Regions from separate parts of the Homo sapiens genome. Here region 1 is linked to region 2. Evidence: read pairs that join two places in POLR2A ChIA-PET (ENCODE). Cell type or tissue: B cell. All regions are shown on one strand. Each heading gives the region's core, and the rest is flanking DNA. Links, peaks and the distances in the headings are about the cores only.

The links. ChIA-PET counts read pairs that join two places held together with the same protein. Peaks named below come from ENCODE experiments on the same cell type or tissue, not always from the same donor. Only the 100,000 strongest peaks of a DNase experiment are listed, where the experiment ranks them.
Region 1: POLR2A ChIA-PET joins it to region 2 with 5 read pairs; 18 of 35 experiments call an interaction of 5 or more read pairs at or near these places.

Annotation. Positions count from the first base shown.
Region 1 is chr3:196,670,915-196,683,773 of GRCh38, forward strand. No RefSeq gene overlaps it. Among named protein-coding and RNA genes, the nearest start is that of CEP19, 35 kb to the right of the region's middle. RefSeq lists an enhancer at 12,125-12,626. In B cell, for the core only: no CTCF peak of the experiment used is centred there; no DNase peak of the experiment used is centred there.
Region 2 is chr3:196,618,260-196,626,761 of GRCh38, forward strand. No RefSeq gene overlaps it. Among named protein-coding and RNA genes, the nearest start is that of LINC01063, 10 kb to the right of the region's middle. RefSeq lists an enhancer at 1,955-2,024. In B cell, for the core only: no CTCF peak of the experiment used is centred there; a DNase peak (open chromatin) is centred at 6,332; H3K4me3 peaks cover 1,124 bases; H3K27ac peaks cover 460 bases.

The DNA of each region.
Region 1 (12,859 bases), core at 4,053-9,052, 53 kb after region 2:
AGTTTGAGACCAGCCTGGCCAACATGGTGAAACCCCATCTCTACTAAAAACACAAAAATCAGCCGAGTGTGGTGGTGCACACCTGTGGTCCCAGCTACTCGGGAGGCTGAGGCAGGATAATCGCTGGAACTCGGGAGGCAGAGGTTGTAGTGATCAGAGATCGCACCACTGCACTCCAGCCTGAGTGACAGAGCAAGATTCTGTCTCAAAAAAAAAAAAAAAAAAAAGAAAGAAAGAAAGAAAAAGAAAAAGAAAAGACAAGAAAAACAGCAGAATAAACAACAGAGTTGAAAGTCCTAAAAGGATGACTAAGGAGATATGTGTATGAGATACAGCCAAAGAAATACACCCACCCCCTGTTTAATGCCCTCAAAATCCTTCCATTCTGTGAGAATCTACCCCAAGGGTTTGTAGTGTTGGAAAGAATCATTTAAATATCAGATTTTGTTTGATTGCTTTGCTGCTCTGAGCATCTTAGCTGCCTATGAGATACTTCATGAGATGTAGCAGAAACATCCTGGCCCCCAGGGTAGAGTACACAGGCAGTCCTGACAGGTCACCCGGTATTCATATACTTATTTATTTATATCACCATCATTAATATACATACATTCATTTATTTTTAACATTACCATACAGCTTACCACTTACGAAAATAGCCTCTCTTTGGCTGGCATTTCACTGACAAACTTTTTTCTTCTATTTTCAAAAAGCCAATATAGCTCCATTCAAATTTTATTTGGCCATTTGCCTTCCCCACACCCCCTTCTTAGATAATGTCTTTGAGAAATCTGTGCGAAGGACTGTGTTTAAACCGTCTTCTGCTAATGACACCTCTCCTGAAATTTTCAGATTATACAAGAAACTTCTCTTAAAAGTTTCAAGCGAACCCTGACTTTCTTGATCTAGATTTCTTGAACAATATCATCTTCCTCTACTGCCTGTGTTTCACTTTGTAGAACATCCTTCCTCTGAAAGAGCGATAACAACAACAAAAATTCCACTTTGATCGTAACAGTCGATTAGAAAAGGAAATGCCCTTCAATTCTCTAACTTTTCAAAAATGTCACATGCTTTCGGCCGGGTGCAGTGGCTCACGCCTGTAATCCCAGCACTTTGGGAGGCTGAGACGGGCGGATCACGAGGTCAGGAGATCGAGACCATCCTGGCTAACATGGTGAAACCCCGTCCCTACTAAAAAATACAAAAAATTAGCCGGGCGTGGTGGTGGATGCCTGTAATCCCAGCTACTCGGGAGGCTGAAGCAGGAGAATGGCGTGAACCCGGGAGGCGGAGCTTGCAGTGAGCCGAGATCGCGCCACTGCGCTCCAGCCTGGGCGACAAAGTGAGACTCGTTTCTCAAAAAAAAAAAAAAAAAAAAAAAAAAAAAGTCATGCTTTCCTTTTGAATGCAAGTCAGTGTTGCCTCCCCAGCTCCGCTTCCTACAGTTGTCCTAACAGGAAACTAATTTTTCTTCTTTTATTTCTTTATGGCCACTGTCCTGATTTAATTTATTATTTTTAACTTTTGTGGGTACAGAAAAGTGTATTTATTTATGGGGTACATGAGATATTTTGATACGGGTACACAATGTATAATAATCACATCAGGGTAAATGGGGTACCCATTACCTCAAGCATTTATCTTTTCTTTGTGTTACAAACAATCCAAATATACTCCTTTAGGTATTTAAAAATATACAGTAAATTACTGTTGACTGTAGTCACTCTATTTTGCTATTAAATACTAGATTTTATTCATTCATTCTTTTTTTTCCCCTGAGACAGGGTCTCGCTCTGTCATCCAGGCTGAAGCACAGTGGCCGGATCTCGGCTCACTGCCTTCTCAACTTCCTCGGCTCAAATGATTCTCCCACCTCAGCCTCCTGGGTACTGGGATTACAGGCGTGCACCAGCACGCCCGGCTAATATTTTTTATTTATTTTTATTTTTTTCAAGACGAAGTCTCACTCTGTCGCCCAGGCTGGAGTGCAGTGGCTCAATCCGGACTCACTGCAACCTCCGCCTCCTGGGTTCAAGCGATTCCCCTGCCTCAGTCTCACGAGTAGCTGGGATTACAGGTGCCCGCCACCATGTCAGGCTCATTTTTGTATTTTTAGTAAAGAAAAGGTTTCACCATGTTGGCCAGGCTGGTCTTAAACTCCCAACCGCAGGCAATCTGCCCACCTCGGCCTCCCAAAGTGCTGGGATTACAGGCGTTAGCCACGGAGCCCGGCCATTTTTTAAATTTTTTGTAGAGATGGCGTCTCACTATGTTGCCCAGGATGGTCTTGAACTTCTAGGCTCAATCATTCTCCCAAATTGGCTTCCCACAGCGCTAGTAGCATAAGCCCCTGCACCCAGCCCATTGTTTCTTTTTCTCTCTTTTTTTTTTTTTTGAGACAGAGTTTTTCTCCTGTTGCTCAGGCTGGAAGGCAATGGCGCGATCTTGGCTCACTGCAACCACTGCCTCCCAGGTTCAAACGATTCTCCTGCCTCAGCCTCCCGAGTAGCTGGGATGACAGGCATGCGCCACCGTGCCTGGCTAATTTTGTATTTTTAGTAGAAATGGGGTTTCACCATGTTGGTCAGGCTGGTCTCAAATTCCTGACCTCATGTGATCAGCCCACCTCGGCTTCCCAAAGTGCTGGGATTGCAGGTGTGAGCCACCGCGCCTGCTCCATTGTTTGTAACTGTATTTTTGTACCCATTAACTATCCCAGTTCTCTCTGACCAATCACCCTTTCCAGCCTCTGGAAACCATCATTCTACTCTATATCTCCGGGGATTCAACTGTTTTACTATTTTTAGCTCCCACAAATAAATGAAAACGTGAAGTTTGTCTTTTTGTACTTGGCTTATTTGACTTAACACAATGACCTCCAGTTCCATCCATACTGTGGCAAATGACAGGATCTCATTCTTTTTCTTGGCTGAATAGTACTCCATTGTCTATATGGACCAGTTTCTTTATCCATTCATCTTTTGATGGATACTTAGGTTGCTTCCAAATCTTGGCTATTGTGAATAGTGCTGCAATAAACATGGGAGGGCAGGTATCTCTTCGATATACAGATTTCCTTTCTTTTGGGTATATACCTAGCAGTGGGATTGATGGATCAGATGCTAGCTCTATTTTTAGTTTTTGTTTGTGTGTTTTGAGACAGGGTCTCACCCTGTCGCCCAGGCTAGAGTGCAGTGGCATGAGCTCGGCTCCCTGCAGCCTGAAACTCCCGTGCTCAAGCGATCCTCTCACCTCAGCCTCCCAAGTAGGTGGGACTACAGGCATCCGCTACCATGCCCTGCTAATTTTTTGTATATTTTGTATATATATATGTATATGTATATGTATATATGTATATATAGAGAACGAGCGATGGAGTTTCGATCTTGTTTCCCTGGCTGGAGTGCAATGGCATGACCTCGGCTCATTGCAACCTCCGCCTCCCGAGTTCAAGTGATTCTCCTGCCTCAGCCTCCTGAGGAGCTGGGATTACAGGCATGCGCCACCCTGCCCGGCTAATTTTGTATTTTTAGTAGAGATGGGGTTTCACCACGTTGGTCAGGCTGGTCTTGAACTCCTGATCTCAGGTGATCCGCCCACCTCGGCCTCCCAAAGTGCTGGGATTACAGGCATGAGCCACTGCACTCGGCCCCAAATACTTTTTTTTAAAAGTTACGTTTAAAAATAAAAGAACTCTTTGCATAACGCATGTGTTCACAAATAAGAAAGTGGCATATATTAATTCAGTGGCTGAAATATAATTCTGCGTATGAAAGTACAAAGTCTTTTTTAAAATGTGCTTTATTTACTTTTGATTGCTAGTGCTTCTACTGAGGCTCTCATGGTGGGCGCAGTTCTGCAGCTATTCACCTTTCTATGGGTATTTTGGGTCTCCCACTCTCCTCCCTGTCAACCCTGCTCCAGCACCCAGCAGGTAGGACATCCTTGTTCATACTTTCAAAGTTTATTTAGACCAACAGTGAAATACTTTAACAACTCAGTTTTTTTTTCTTTCGATGGCTATTAACTCTAGTAGTCTCCTCTTTTTGGCATTTAAAATCTTATAAATAGGCACAATTTGTTTCTCAGGCTTCAAAGGAAGAAAAGAGCTGATACTTGCTTGAGCAGCTCAGCCTCTGGTGACTGCCATCAAATTCCATTAGCCCATCATTGAATTTATCGTCTTTTCCCTTCCTGACTTATTTAATCTTTTTTTTCTCCCAATTTGTACCCACTCAGTCCTTTTTCATTTCATTTTCAAGTGTCCTTCTTGGGTGTATTTTTGTGAGTTCATGAACAAATTTTACTTCTTTTGGGGGGCTTAGTTTTCCAGTGTTGATTTCTTAGCTTGTGAATCTCTCCACAGTCCTTGCAAAATGTTGTACTTACTGGCCGGGCGCGGTGGCTCCCGCCTGTAATCGCAGCACTTTGGGAGGCCGAGGCGGGCGGATCACGAGGTCAGGAGATCGAGACCATCCTGGCTAACACGGTGAAACCCCGTCTCTACTAAAAATACAAAAAATTAGCCGGGCATGTTGGCACGCGCCTGTAGTCCCGGCCACTCGGGAGGCTGAGGCAGGAGAATGGCGGGAACCCGGGAGGCAGAGCTTGCAGTGAGCCGAGATCGCACCACTGCACTCCAGCCTGGGCGACAGAGCAAGACTCCGTCTCAAAAAAAAAAAAAAAAGTTTCACTTACTGTTGTTTACTTTTGTAGTTTGTGGGGTTTTTTGCTTGTTTGTTTGCTTGTTTTGAGACGGAGTCTTCTTCCGTCACCAGGCTGGAATCCAGTGGCGCGATCTCGGCTCACTGCAAGCTCCGCCTCCCGGGTTCCCGCCATTCTCCTGCCTCAGCCTCCCGAGTGGCCGGGACTACAGGCGCCCGCCACCGCGCCCGGCTAATTTTTTGTATTTTTAGTAGAGACGGGGTTTCACCATGTTGACCAGCCTCGTCTTGAACTCCTGACCTCAGGTGATCCGCCCACCTCGGCCTCCCAAAGTGCTGGGATGACAGGCGTGAGCCACCACCTGGCCGAGTTTGCGGTTTTCATCACTCAGTCACTTGAGGAGCTGTATTCCCGGCGCGTGGTATCCAAGATGGCGACCGCCACGGCTTCTTTGTTAAGCCTTAAGCGGTACCTGGGTTTTGATGTTGTGAGGTTTGTTCATTCTCAGAGGGCATTTTAATGTTGCGTTACTACTATGTTGCCATGTTACTGGGATTCAATGTTAAATTCTAGATCCTGTTTAATTTTTGGTAGTAGATGACAGGGCTCATCACCTTTTTTGAGATGATGGAGTATAGCCTACTTTGGGAACTTGTATCAAGAGAGGGAGGGTTGCTGGTTGAATGGTATCAATCCTTTAAGTCATCGCCAGTTCACAATTTCTATCTTCCTGTGGAACATACTGTTTTTCCCAATCCCAAGAAGCCTTTTGCTAGATACATGATTTTTAAAAATCAACGTTTTTTGTTTTTTTTTTGAGACGGAGTCTTGCTCTGTCGCCCAGGCTGGAGTGCAGTGGCGCGATCTCGGCTCACTGCAAGCTCCGCCTCCCGGGTCCAAGTGATTCTCCTGCCTCAGCCTCCCAAGTAGCTGGAACTACAGGCGCCCATCACCACGCCCGGCTAATTTTTTGTGTTTTTAGTAGAGACGGGGTTTCGCCATGTTAGCCAGGATGGTCTCGATCTCCTGACCTCGTGATTTGCCTGCCTTGGCCTCCCAAAGTGCTGGGATTACAGGCGGGAGCCACCGCGCCCGGCCCCGTTTTTATTTTTTATTGTTGTTAAGTTTTCCACTGTCAGTTCCTGAGCTTCCGCAGGTGGAAAGGTAGGTCAGCCTGCGGTCTGGCTGTTGCATCCACTCTGAGGTTACTCAAGGTGGAGGAGCAGCACCAGAATAACAGAGATGGCTTTCTACTGGGCGTTAGCACTGAGGTTACAGTCCTAGGTTGACTCTAACGAAACATGCCCTTGAGCTAAGCATTGCCCTCCTGGGCTTCACTTTCCTCACCTACAAAATAAGGAGGTTGAACTAGATAATTTCTACTGTTTCCTGCAAGTCTAATGTTCTGTGATTCTAAGAGCTTTCTGTTAGATTATCTGAGTGAATTAGACAGATATTAGAAATATTTATAAATAAAATATCGATTGTAAATAAAATTAGAAAGAGTGGGAGGGGTCAGCTTAGTTAAGAAAGGGAGCAATGTGGAGGTGTTTGGTTTGCCCGTGGCCCAGAGGTGATGAGGAAGCAGCCTTCCCTTCCTGTCCCCACAACCTTTATCTGATTGTTTATAACTGTGAGCTTCCAGTCTGTGAGAACACCTATGTGGATTTTGTTTGTTATCACTGAGGGTTTCAGCTAACTCATAGCCACAAAGTCATTGGACTATTGGACTTAGAGGGCTATTGAGCCCTCTAAGATGGGTATGTCTCAGCTCTCTTTCTCATCCAGGTGCCAGCACCTACCTGTGAGATACTGACCAGGAATCTCTTTCCTAACACCCCTAAAATAGGCTGGAATCTGCCCCCCACCCCTCAAGCCAGCTGACAGCAACATCAGGACAAGTTTAGATGTTTCTAAGCTGACAAAGGGCACTCTGCTTGGGAACTGCCCACTGGTTTCTTGGTATCAATAAACTAGAGCTTCACCACCCACCCCCACATCCTCAAATCTGATGTCCTAATCAGGGAATTACAGCTCGGTCTTCCCTTATGATTTCAACATCATAAACCTTTTAGGTCTGTTCACTTCTAGAAAGATGCATTTATTTGCTTGAGGCTTATTTAAAGTCCAAATACACAGAAATCTTACTCCTTGTTTGAGCAAATCCCTAAGACATTCATTTATTCAGCAAATATTTACCAAGCTGCTGCTCTGTGCCAGGCACTGCTTAGCTCTGGGGATACATACAAAGCTATATTTTTAATTCATTGGTTGTCACTTACAAGTTACTTTTCTTCACTTCCATCCCCCATCCCTCCACTGTTCTTGACTCCCCCAAGTATCCTGAGAGCTGAGTGCTGAACTACTCCCGTCAGCACTGGGTCAAGGTTCTCTGTGCTGCATTTGGACAATGACAAGAAGGGTGTGTGGCATATGTATCATATAAGCTGTTTTCTGTGTCTTCATTTTTCTTAATTTAATGTGCTCCTGAAAGAGGAATCAGTTTCTCTTCCTGTGTCACCCATGCATTTGCCACATACTATAACACAATAGGCCATTTCTGTTCTTAGTCTCAAAGCTGGATGACACAGAACATCAGTTTGCCACATATCTAATCATCCAACAGACACATTAGTCCAGACTCTGGGCTCAGAATCTCAAAGAAACTAGAAAACAAGTAATATTGGCTTAGCCCTAGTGCCAGTCAGTTGCCTCTTTACTTTCAGATCCCTTCTCCACCCTTTCCTGTTTTGCTCTGTATCCATCCATACTGATATAAATAAATGTCTAAATAAATTAATAAGTGGGAAAGAAGAATTATAAATAATGTGTGTAGATTCTTTCCATTCTAGGAAGTGAATCTTATCCTCCTCTGCTGCCCTCCCTCAACTTTGGAGTGTGGTTGGACTTAGTGATGTACTTCCAAAAAATAAAATATGGAGAGGCAAAAATAGTAACGTCACAGTAAAGCAACCTGGCAGATACTACTTGAACCGAGTGATGAAGGTTAACATCACCAATGGTGTCATGCAAGTAGTATGTACCCCTTGATACGATGTGATGAGAACGGCACATCACCTCTGGTATTCCTTCCAATAACCCATCACCCCAGTCCTATAATGAGAAAAATACAAGACAACCCAATCTGAAATACATTCTACAAAATATCTGACCAGTCCTCTTCAAAACTATCAAGGTCATGAAACACAAGGAAAGCCTAAGAAAGTAATAACTAATCACAATACAGTATTCTGGATTGGATCCTGGAAGAAACAAAGATCACTAATGAAAATATCTGGTGAACTATGAGTAAAGTCTGGAGTTTATTAATAGCAATGTATCAATGTTGTTTTCTTAGTTTTGACAAATGTATTGGATAAACAAATTGGGTGAGAGGTATATGGAAACGTTTTGTAGTATCTTCAGAACTTTTCTGTGACTCTGAAATTATTCTAAAACAAAAAAATTTTAGTAAACTCTCAAGAGGAAAAAAATGAATTACCAATGTCAGGAATTAAAATGAGAATATTGCTACAGACCCTACAACAATAGAAGATAATACGATGTTGTAACTATCTTTGCACAATAATTTGAATAATTTAGATGAAATCAGCAGAGGCTTTGGAAAATACAAGTAAATAAATATGAGATGAGAAGAAAGAATAAAATCTGAATAGTCCTGTAGGTTAGATTTGTAATTAAAACCGTTCTACAAAGAAAACTCCATGTCCAGATGGCTTTACTAGTGAATGACTCAAAATATTGAAGAAAGAAAAATATTAATATTCTTCAGAAATTTTTTAAAACGATAGAGGTTCATGACCAACATGGTGAAACGCCATCTCTCCTAAAAATACAAAAATTAGCTAGGTATGGTGGCTCATGCCTATAATCCCAGCTACTCGGAAGGCTGAGGTAGGAGAATTGCTTGAACCTGGGAGACGGAGGTTGCAGTGAGCTGAGATCGCGCCACTGCACTCCAGCCTGGGCGACAGAGCAAGACTCTGTCTCAAAAAAGAAAAAAAAAAGGAAAAGTTAATATATTCCAACATGTTTTATGAGGTGGGCAAAATCCTGATATCGAGACTCAAAACCAGACATTGCAAAAAGAGAAAATTGTTGGACGACCTCTTTAATGAGCTTGGATATAAATATTCTCAACAAAATATTAACAAAGCAAATCTGGCAATATACCCCAAAAAGACTTCACACCTTGCTCAGTAATGCCAGGTTTATTCTAGTAATGCAAGATTAGTATAACATTTGAAAGTCAATCAACACAAATTTTACATGAACAGACTAAAAGAATAATCATGTAATCATCTCAATATGCAAAAAAGCACCTGAAAAAATTCAATACCTGTTAATGTAATAACACTCAGGAAACCAATAATAGAAGATTTTTTAATTCATTAAATAGTATCCATCTGTGCCAGGTGCGGTGGCTCATACCTGTAATCCCAGCACTTTGGGAGGCTGAGGCAGGTGGATCATGAGGTCAGGAGTTCAAGAGCAGCCTGACCAAGATGGTGAAACTCTGTCTCTACTAAAAATACAAAAATTAGTCGGGCGTGGTGGGGGGCACCTGTAATCCCAGCTACTCAGGAGGCTGAGGCAGGAGAATCACTTGAACCCAGGAGGCAGAGGTTGCAGTGAGCCAAGATCATGCCACTGAACTCCAGCCTGGGCAACAGAGCAAGACTCCATCTCAAATAATAATAATAAAATAGTATCCACCTGCAAAAGGTTTTTGCGAAATACTGCAAAAATAGTATCCATCTGCAAAAAGCACTTTTTGCAGAACTTTTCTGTGACTCTGAACTTTTCTGTGACTCTGAAATTATTCTAAAACACAAGAACATTTTAATTAGGTATAGGTATCATCAAACTGAATGCTGAAATATTGAATACTTCCCCCTGACATCAGAAACATGGTAATGATATGTACCATCACCACCAATACCCAACAGTGTACTGGAGGTTCTAGCCATTACTGTCAAGAAAGGGGGGGAAGGAATAAAAACTGGAAAGCAAAATACCTGTCATTATTCACAAATGACGTGACGACATACATAGAAAGTCTGAAAGAATCTGCAAATAAATGATGCGATTTCACAGATGAATTTAGCACAGTTGCTAGAAGGAAGGTCAGTATACAAAAACCAACTGTATTTGTACATGCTTCTACAATCAACTAGAAAATAAAAATCTTTAAGACACCATTTATACTAACACCCAGCAATTCCATTCCTAGTACTTATCCAAGGAAAATGAATCCCCCAAAAGACATGTACACACTTTTAGCAGCTTTATCACAGTAATAAAAAACTGACAACCACCTAAAAGCCCATCCACAGAGGGCTGAATCACCAAACTGTAATATATTCATATATAGAAATACCACACAGCAATACAAAAGAGAAAGTACCATTTTATGCCACAGAGTCAATGAATCTCACTGCCCCACGTTGAGCAGAGAAACCAGATGCCAAAAAGTATATACTGTTTTTGTTTTGTTTTTGTCTTATTAGTAGAGACGGGGTTTCAGCATCTTGGCCAGGCTGGTCTTGAACTCCTGACCTCATGATCCACCCGCCTCGGCCTCCCAAAGTGCTGGGATTACAAGCGTGAGCCACCGCGCCTGGCCAAGTATATACTGTTTTATTCAATTACATTCAAGATGACGAAAGCAATCTAAGGTGGTAGAAGTTACAGTGGTTCACCCTTTTGGGGGTTTGGTATTGACAAGGAAGGGGATGAGGCAGCCTTTTGGAGGTGCTGGAGACGTGTGCTGGTGCCCACAGGGGTGTACATCTGTGTCAACGTTCATTGAACTGTACACTTCAAATTGATGCACTTTGCTGTACGTCCGTTAAATAAAAATGACTATGGAATAATCGCAACCAATCTAGACAATGATAATACTGTAGACAGCATATGACGAAAGCCTGGTCCAAAGCACCTGAGGAGGGGGATCGTAATGTCTGAGACTGACTCTTCAGGACTTAGAATCTCCTTAGAAAGAAAGATAAGTGTAAAAGTTACCACCCTATAATGATGACATAGATTTTTTTTCTTTGCAATTTTATCTTTTTTTTTTTTTTTTTGAGATGGAGTTTCACTGTTGTTGCCCAGGCTGGAGTGCAATGGCACAATCTCGGCTCACCGCAACCTCCGCCTCCCAGGTTCAAACGATTCTCCTGCCTCAGCTTCCTGAGTATCTGGGATTACAGGCATGCACCACCACGCCTGGCTAATTTTGTATTTTTAGTAGAGACGGAGTTTCACCATGTTGGTCAGGCTCAAACTCCCGACCTCAGATGATTCGCCCACCTCAGCCTCCCAAAGTGCTGGGATTACAGGTGTGAGCCACCGTGCCCAGCCCTTATATTTTAAAGGATATTGTTGTTTTACGCATTTTGTATCAGTCGTTTTCAAAAAGTGAATTGCCTATGTGTTACTATCTAGCTTGGAAAAACTTGCAGGTCTCTTTAGCAAACACACATTGTGTGGAAAACACGCTACTCTCTGTGAGAAAGCCAGAAAGGAGCCTCAGGAAATGAACCTGTAAATTAAAGAAAGGAGGGAGATGTTTCCTCCAGCTAGTGGGAAACCTGGAGAGAGGACAGAGGTGACTCTTCCCCAACTCCCACACCTGGACTTTTCCCTCACGGAGGAAGGAAGGAGATGCAGGTATATTTGCTGGAGGGATTTTCTCTGAAGTGGGATGTAAACAAAATACTGTGAAACCAACTTAAGGCAATTTGTCCGTTTATAATCGTTGGTAGATAACAGATGAGGTCCACAGATGTCCTGACCCAAACATCATGGCATGATGGAAGCAAGTCTCAGCCCAGACAGAGCCATATGCACATCATGTTTACTATCAGGCAGGTACAGGAACAGTTTTCAAATGTGTTCTGTGTACTTGACGAAGCCCCAGATCTCCGACCTTTTCGGTACTACTCCATTTCACTTGACACAAATGAAACGCTAGTCTCCAGTGAGGATCCAGCTAGCCTCTTGTCAAACTCAAAGGGCCAAGACTATTTTTTTTTGAAACAGAGTCTTGCTCTGTTGTCCAGGCTGGAGTGCAATGGCATGATCTCGGCTCACTGCAACCTCCACCTTCCAGGTTCAAGCGATTCTCCTGCCTCAGCCTCCCGAGTAGCTGGGATTACAGGTGCACACCACCACTCCTGGCTAATTTTTTTTGTATTTTCAGTAGAGACAGGGTTTCTCCATGTTGGTCAGGCCGGTCTCGAACTCCCGACCTTGGGTGATCTGCCCGCCTCGGCTTCCCGAAGTGCTGAGATTACAGGCATGAGCCACTGTGCCCAGCCCAGAAAGGTTTTCTTTTCTTTTCTTTTTCTTTTTTTTTTTTTTTTTGAGACAGAGTCTCCCTCTGTCACCCAGGCTGCAGTGCAGTGGCACGATCTCGGCTCACTGCAACCTCTGCTACCAGGGGACCTGCCCCGATAATCACGTACGTTCTTTTCTCGTTTCCCTAAGCGTCCGCCGGCTTGAGAAATAAAGGGACAGAGTACAAAAGAGAGAAATTTTAAAGCCGGGCATCTGGGGAAGACATCACATGTCGGTAGGTTCCGTGATGCCCCACAAGCCACAAAAACCAGCAAGTTTTTATTAGGGATTTTCAAAAGGGGAGGGAGTGTGCGAATAGGTGTGGGTCACAGACATCAAGTATTTAACAGGGTAATAGAATATCACAAGGCAAGTGGAGGAAGGGCGAGATCACAGGACCACAGGACCAAAGTGAAATTAAAATTGCTAATGAAGTTTCGGGCACCATTGTCATTGATAACATCTTATCAGGAGACAGGCTTTTGAGATCAACTGGTCTGACCAAAATTTATTAGGCGGGAATTTCCTCTTCCTAATAAGCCTGAGAGCGCTATGGGAGACTGGAGTTTATTTCATCCCTACAGTCTCGACCATAGAAGATGGCCACACCTAAGGGGGCCACACCGAAGGGGGCCATTTATAGACCCACCCTCAGGGGTGCATTCTCTTTCTCAGGGATGTCCCATGCTGAGAAAAAGAATTCAGCGATATTTCTGCCATTTGCTTTTGAAAGAAGAGAAATATGGCTGTGTTCTGCCCTGCTCACATGTGGTCAGAGTTTAAGGTTATCTCTCTTGTTCCCTGAACAATTGCTGTTATCCTGTTCTTT
Region 2 (8,502 bases), core at 3,503-8,502:
CCTCTCCACAGCCCCTGGATGCTTTCAATGCTTGTGGGTATATTCCCATAAGCAGAATTGCTGGGTTCTGTGGTAATTCTTATTATAAGGTTTTAGGGAGCTATCACACTGTTTTCTATACTGGCAGCACCATTTTATATTCCCACCAGTAGTGCACAGGACTTCCAGGTTCTCTACATCTTTTCTAACACTTGTTGCTTTCAGGTTTGTGTGTATGTTTTTTTGTTTTTGTTTTTGTTTTGTTTTTGTTTGTTTTGGTTTTTTTTTTTTTTGAGACGGAGTCTCCCTTTATCACCAGGCTGGAGTGCAGTGGTGTGATCTTGGCTCACTGCAACCTCCGCCTCCCGGGTTCAAGTGATCCTCCTGCCTCAGCCTCCTGAGTAGCTGGGATTACAGGTGCCAGCCACCACGCCCGGCTAATTTTTGTATTTTTAGCAGAGACGGGGTTTCACCATGTTGGCCAGGATGGTCTCCATCTCTTGACCTCGTGATCCACCCGCCTTGGCCTCCCAAAGTGCTGGGGTTACAGGCATGAGCCACTGCGCCAAGCCTTGTGTGTGTGTTTTATAGCAGCCATCCTCATAGGTATAAGGTGATATCTCATTAAGATTTTGATTTGCATTTTCCTAATGATTAGTGCTGTTGAGCATCTTTTCGTAGGTTTGTTAGTCATTTGTTTATCTTTTTTGAAGAATTGTCTACTTAAGCCCTTTGCCCATTTTTAAATGAGGTTGTTTTTGTTGTTGTTGAGTTATAAAAGTTCTTTATATATTCTGGATATTAACTCCTTATCAGATGTGTGATTCACAAATGTTTTCTCCCGTCTCATGGTTTGTCTTATCCCTCTGTTGATTGCGTCCTTTAATGCACATAAACTTCTTTAAGCCTGTGAAATTTGGGGTTGCAACTCTTCCTCCCATCTGTGGCCCATGGCTGCAGGCTGAGGACCTTAACCTCTCTGTCCTAAATGAGTGGTATGCCTGCCCTCCTATCTCTTTGATGATACATATTTCAGAATAGAACTCTAAGTTCTTATTGCTGGAATCAACTTTGGAATTCTTGTCCAACCTCATTTTACTCATGGACAAACAAGGCCCTTTGTGAGCAACAGAGCTGGATCTAAAGTGTGAGCTTCTCTCTCCTTCCGGCGCTCTCTGCACTGCGATGCAACTCGACAAGTCAGCTGGTCTTTGTAATGAACTCCTCAGGAAACACAAGCAATTACAGGAAAAGACAACCAGGCTATTAAGAGGGAATTTTATTCTATTGAAACTCTGTTATGGGGAAACGTGTGTGTTTGTTATAGGTAATCTATTTACATTTTCAAAAACCTTTTTTTTTTTGGTAATTATTTTATTTTATTTTATTTTTTTATTGATCATTCTTGGGTGTTTCTCGCAGAGGGGGATTTGGCAGGGTCATAGGACAATAGTGGAGGGAAGGTCAGCAAATAAACAAGTGAACAAAGGTCTCTGGTTTTCCTAGGCAGAGGACCCTGGGGCCTTCCGCAGTGTTTGTGTCCCTGGGTACTTGAGATTAGGGAGTGGTGATGACTCTTAACGAGCATGCTGCCTTCAAGCATCTGTTTAACAAAGCACATCTTGCACCGCCCTTAATCCATTTAACCCTGAGTGGACACAGCACATGTTTCAGAGAGCACAGGGTTGGGGGTAAGGTCACCGATCAACAGGATCCCAAGGCAGAAGAATTTTTCTTGGTACAGAACAAAATGAAAAGTCTTTCAAAAACCTTTTTACTTTCTAAAAGCAACTACACATATTCTAGGACTGCAAGTGCTGTTTTCTGGTAAACGGGGAGTTGCTTAGAAACCAGGAATGAGGGATGGAGACCAACGGTCTTCTGTGGATGAAGTATAAACAGTAACTCTTCTAAGGAATCAGTACTAACCTTGGGAAGAAGATGAGCATGATTTTTCTCTGTACAACCTCTACCCCTCTTCTGATGAAAGCACCTGCTTTTCTTTAGGGCCTACTCCATCAACAGGAGCCCATGTCGTTTGGGTGGAGCTTCAGGAATCGGCATATGAGTCAGTCCAGAAAAATAGGCACATCCCACCCGCCAACCACAGTGACTGATTGCGGAAGAGGCACTTGACCCCAGGTCACACAAGGGGGTTCCGTCCTGGGACTTTTGCTGCACTGTTTTGAAAGAGGCCTCTTTCCCCCTGGTATTGCTAGACTAGCAGGCCATGGGCCCGAAACTGCCAGAACGCACCCTTGATGCCACCCGGGTAGAGTCAGGGGAGAGCAGGGCTGAGAGTTGGAGACACAGATTCCTGAAAGCATTGTTTGAGCGCGTGGATCCAGTCTTGCTTTAAATCAGACTTTTTAGTAACATGAACCGATCAATTCCTCTGCTACACCAGTTTGAGTTGGGTTTCTATCACTAGTGATTAAAAGAGTCCTCATTAGTCCAGATTGTACTTTAAGTTGCTTGTATACATTATCTGGAGGAGAGTATAAAAATAATAGGCTATAAATAGTGAGACTAATATTAAGTTATTTTAGGTAATAAAAAGTCAAACTGATGGGAATAGTTCTGTGGGGAAATTGTGTGAAGCTATGTTAACAGTAAGAAAAGTGACTAGGTTTTGGTGTAAGTAAATGCCTGGTCACACATTCGGGAAATAATAATTTAAGTTCTATTTCTAGTATGACACATTGCAAGGCAAAGAATAAGTCATTAAGGGCTCTTTAAGAACATTCAGTGCAAAGATGCTACTGCACATAACATATTAGAAAAGTATAATAGAAGTAAAACAGGTGACAACGTTTAAAAAAACAAACAAACAAAAAAAAACAGGTGGCCAGATGCAGTGGCTCACGCCTGTAATCCCAGCACTTTAGGAGGTCGAGGTGGGCAGATCACTCGAGGTCAGGAGATCAAGACCAGCCTGAGCCAACATGGTGAAACCCCATCTCTACTTAAAAAATAGAAAAAAAAAAATTAGCGGGGGGTGGTGGTGCACGCCTGTAATCCCAGCTACTCGGGAGGCTGAGGCAGGAGAATCACTTGAATCCGGGAGGCGGAGGTTGCAGTGAGCCAAGATCACACCACTGAACTCCAGCCTGGGCGACACAGCAAGGATCTGTCTCAACACAAAACAAAACAAACAAACAAAACCAACAGGTAACATTCATCCCACTGTTGCATAGAATCACAACGGGCCGGATGTATTCCGTCTGAGCTTCCAGATCCACTGTCTACCCTCTCCCACCCTGCTCTCTGCTCAGCAGACCTGTGTCCTTTGTCCTCTAGCTGGGGTCCCTAAACAGGGATCCCCGTCAGGGAGGGGAGAGTGGTCGCGTGTTTGCTCCCCTGGTTTCCTCCTGCAGGGCTTCCTCGGGGAGCTGCTTCCCTAGATCAGGGGTCACAGGGCTTCTCCAGTAGCCTCTCCAGGCGCCTGTGGACTCTCACCTTTTGGGCTCTGATCATTGTTGCCTCCCCCAGACCTAGGGAAGTAACAGCCCTTTGGGGCAAGTCCTGGGCTCCCGCTTTGCCGTGACCACACTGGGTACTAGTCCCTTTATTAAACTCTCCTCAAATTGCCTAACTTGCAGATGGCAACTGTTTCCTATGATATGACATAATATATCATAACGCACGTTCTTTTTTTTTTTTGAGACAGAGTTTTGCTCTGTTGCCCAGGCTGGAGTGCAGTGGCTCAATCTCAGCCGCTCACTGCAACCTCCGCCTCCCGGGTTCAAGCGATTCTCCTGCCTCAGCCTCCCTAGTAGCTGGGATTACAGGCACTCGCCACCATGCCAGGCTAATTTTTGTGTTTTTAGTAGAGATGGGGTTTTGCCATATTGGCCAGGTTGGTCTCAAACTCTTGACCTCAGGTGATTTACCCGCCTTGGCCTCCCAAAGTGCTGGGATTACAGGCGTGAGCCACCGTGCCTGGCCACGCAACGCACATTCTATGTCCACATTTGGAAAATTACCTTTGATTGTGAGTGTTCAGCCTCAAGAAAACAGCAAGGCAGGCAAAGTCTAAAGGAGGGGAAGTGAAGAGATCAAGAGCTGGGAGTGTGAGCTAGAACAGTCATATCGGGACCGATTAAATGTGATGCCTGAACTTATAATCTTCATATGAATAACTGATCGGTTTGATTATAGACTAGAATGTTAGTAAAGGGAGGACATCTTACACCTGGAGATATGCTTTAAATAAATAAAATGGAGTATTACCTCGTGCAGAAGGTTGTACACTCACGAAATTCATTACTCTAAGAGGCAGTACAATTTGAAAGTAAAAATCAATTCCAAAATGCTTTAAATACACAAATGAAGGAGTTTTAAGTCACCCAGGGAAACCTGAATTTTGAGGTTAATATCAAGATGTGAGAGGGGTAAATGGACTAGAGCTGATCTGGAAATTTTTATGTTTAATAATAAATGAAATTTTGAATATAAATAAAACTTAGGTTAGCTTTTCATTTTCCACCTTAGTTGGCCCTTCTGAAAACATTCACCTTATATAATACATTTACCTCTTTCATTTGAATTCTGAACTACTATCTGCTGCCCTCTCAGGACGTTTTAACCTGGAGTCCATGGATTCAAGGGGTCTATGGATAGAATTGTATTTCAATGTAGTCTATTTCTTCTCCTTGAGTATGTATTTCATTTTCTACATTTAAAAACGTGATTCTGAGGAGTCCACAGGAGTTGCCAGAGTACCAGAGGGTTGTGTGGCAAGTCAAGTTTAAGATTCCCTTGTAGGCCAGGTGCGGTGGCTCACACCTGTAATCCCAGCACTTTGGGACGCCGAGGAGGGCGAATCATGAGGTCAGGAGTTCAAGACCAGCCTGGCCAACATGGTGAAACCCTGTCTCTACTAAAAATACAAAAATTAGCCAGGTGTGGTGGCGGGCTCCTGTAATCCCAGCTACTCGGGAGGCTGAGGCAGGAGAACTGCTTGAACCCCGGAGGCGGAGGTTGCAGTGAGCCGAGATCACGCCACTGCACTCCAGCCTGGGTGACAGAGCAAGACTCCATCTTGAAAAAAACAAAGATTCCCTTGTAGACCAAACCAGCTGTCTGGGCTTCCCAGGGGGTAACAGAGAAGGGCACTGCCTTGCTTCACAATTCTTGTAAGGATCCTGGTTACCAGGGCACTTCCCAGCCTTTGGAGAGACGGGGATCTCTCTCCACTTTGGTGTGGATGCAGAAGCACAGAGACTAGAGTTGAGGCAGAAACAAGTAAGAGGCTCTCCCAGCCCAGGGCCTGTTTGGGAAGGAGGAAGCTGAGCTGCCAGGGCCATCTTCCAGGCCCAGTACAGGCGGCACCTCCCTTCCTGATTGCTGCCAACATAGACTCTCTCTGCAGTTCCACTCTCTGATCCCATCCTGCACAACTGGATGCACTTTTGGACCACGCACTGGGACAAAACTGAATTTAAAAATTTAAATTAGGCCAGGCGCAGTGGCTCATGCCTGTCATCCCAGCACTTTGGGAGGCTGAGGTGGGCAGATCACCTGAGGTTGGGAGTTTGAGACCAGCCTGGCCAACCCAGAGAAGCCCCATCTCTACTAAAAATACAAAATTAGCTGGGCATGGTGGTGCATGACTGTAATCCCAGCTACTCAGGAGGCTGAGGCAGGAGAATTGCTTCAACCCGGTAGGTGGAGATTGCAGTGAGCTGAGATCATGCCACTGCACTCTAGCCTGACAAAGAGAAACTTCGTCTCAAAAAAAAAAAAAAATTAAATGAAAAATAATTGATCCTAGTGAAAAAGATTTCAGTGGAATAAAGATAGACAAAAATGGAAATGTTTCAAATGAGTGTCATGGAAAGATGACCAAAGAATTCAACTGACTGTGTGAGTTTGTTCCAGAAAACATGTTCTTTAGAACAAAACGTTCTTTAGTTCCCTACAGGGACTCCTAGTGACCACCGCCATCTCATTAATAAGTGGCTTTGATTCTTGGACTCAGTAAACAAAATGGCTTGAGGCGTGTGGAACTGAGTGTCTTTACTCTTTTGAAAATTGTACTAAATGCTTGTCCCTAAGAGGTTTAGCCCTTAGACAATGCATGGAGGGAAATTATTTGCAAAACTCCCCACTCTCTGGAAAATCATTTGTTCTGGTCAGATTCCTGGAATTCATATACAGATACTGGGGTCTCTCACAGTTTTTTCTGCCACTTTGGGTTAACTTTTCCTCCGGGCGTTTCAGTTCTAAGAATGCTCCCTTTGACAGGGAAAAACAGAAGCAAAATACACATTGAGGAGTTCTGCTTTCTCTTGTCACCCACCAACATGACAACACTGACCGCAAACAGCGTATCCCCTTTTTTGCTTTGAATATGACTTTATGAAGCCCTTGTACGGGCCTCAATTCACGTGGGGCTTTCACTTTCTCAGAAGCATGCTGCCATTTGTTCCACCTTACGTTCCTCTGCGGGCGAAAGCACCCCCTGTTCAGCTCAGGCTCACCTTCTCCCACAATCACATCACAAACATCTGCAACCTTAGGGTTTCTTTAAGCCCCTTCCTCCTTTTTCACTGAATTGAGATTTCACGGGCACAGTGAATGTTCTTAGGAAGTACTCAATTCTTGAGCATCTTTCCAGCGTCTCAAGCCATGGTATGTTCTTTTAATTGGTAAAATCTAGGGACCACGTCTAACTGGGCCCTGCCATTTCTCTCGCTATTATATACTTGAAGAAGACACAGTTGCTTTCTCCCAAGCTTCCTGTCATTTCCACTCTGCCAACCAATTCCTCCTTTTGGCCAAATTTAGTTCAGAGTGGCAGTTCCGCTTACTACTTCTCCACTCTCTGGAAGATGAAATTGTCGGCATGCAATAATAATAGCTGACGCCTACCGAGTTCTTTCTGTGCCAAAGGCGCCTTTACCATGAGGAAGCGGAGGCACGGAGATGCTGAGTGTCTTGCTCAAGTTCATCCATCTGGCAGGTGGCGGGATGTGGGCATTCGAGCCAGGGTCTGACTCCAGAGCCCAAGTTCTGTTTCTCGCTCTACGCGCCTGTCAAAGACTCTGGTTTCCGCCGGATGGACTTTCAGCAGGTCCGAGGATGTGAAGATCTCCCATCAGCATCTCCCCACCTTGGGGTCGCCTTTGTGATAGGGAGGGGTCTGTGGTCTCTTTCCTGAGTCTGGTTGTGGGAGCTGGGTAACTCCCAATGCAGTGGACAGAGATACCTCTCTGGTATCTCTCCTTGCTTTCCACCCTCAGCCTTCTATCCCTGTGACCTATGACAGCACACCCCCTCCACTCCTCATAGGGCTTTCTTGGTTACTTCCAGGATGTCTTCATGTTCTCCCCGGACGATTCGTGCAGACAGGCTTTTCTTAAACACCTTTGCTTCTTCCCGCCTGTGGACCATCTTACACTGATTGTAGATGTGGCTGGCAGGAGGATAATGGTGGCCCCACCTGTGGACCATCTTACAGTCACTGTAGACGTGGCTGGCAGGAGGATAATGGTGGCCCCGCCTGTGGACCATCTTACAGTCACTGTAGACGTGGCTGGCAGGAGGATAATGGTGGCCCCGCCTGTGGACCATCTTACAGTCACTGTAGACGTGGCTGGCAGGAGGATAATGGTGGCCCCGCATCTGGGACTGGTGGTGGGTTCCCAAGTGGAATAGTTCTCTGTGGATCCCTCTCTAAACCATGGCTTGAGACGTTGGAAAGAGAGTTCTGCTCTTTCCCCCCCTAAATTTCAATAAGTTTTGGGAATGCCACATTTTCTGAGTTAAGTAATCTCATTTTAACTAAATGGCTCTCCAAGGCTGCTTTCCCTTCCATGGTCATTGAGAATACATCTCCCTTTGCCCCACATGATAAAAACCTGCAATCACAGTTAGAACAATAAACACAGAGTTCTTAATATGCACCAGGCGCTGTGTCTAAGGGCTTACAGGATTGATTTGTTTCATTGTTCACAACAACTATTATTATCACCATTTTACAGATGTGGAAATGGAGGCACAGAGAGGCCACACCACTGCTGAACAGGGCATTTTTGCTCATAGAACAAAGTCTATGTGAGTCTGTTTCTTTTACAAATTTTCTATTAATAATTTTCAGCCAATCCATGTGATCAAGAGGACCCTAGATTGAAAGAAGTATCATTTCATTGAAATGATTTCAAATTTAGGCCAGGTGCGGTGGCTCACGCCTGTAATCCCAGCACTTTGGGAGGCTGAGGCAGCAGATCATCAGGTCAGGAGTTCGAGACCAGCCTGGCCAACATGGTGAAACCCTGTCTCTACTAAAAATACAAAAATTAGCTGGGTGTGGTGGTGGGCACCTGTAATCCCAGCTACTCGGGAGGCTGAGGCAGGAGAATCGCTTGAACCCAGGAGGCAGAGGTTGCAGTGAGGCAAGATCGCGCCACTGCACTCCAGCCTGGGGGACAGAGTGAGACTCCGTCTCAACGAAGAAAAAAAAAAAAAAGAAAGAAAGATTTCAAATTTAGTATTATCAAATTTCACCTATAGGCCACT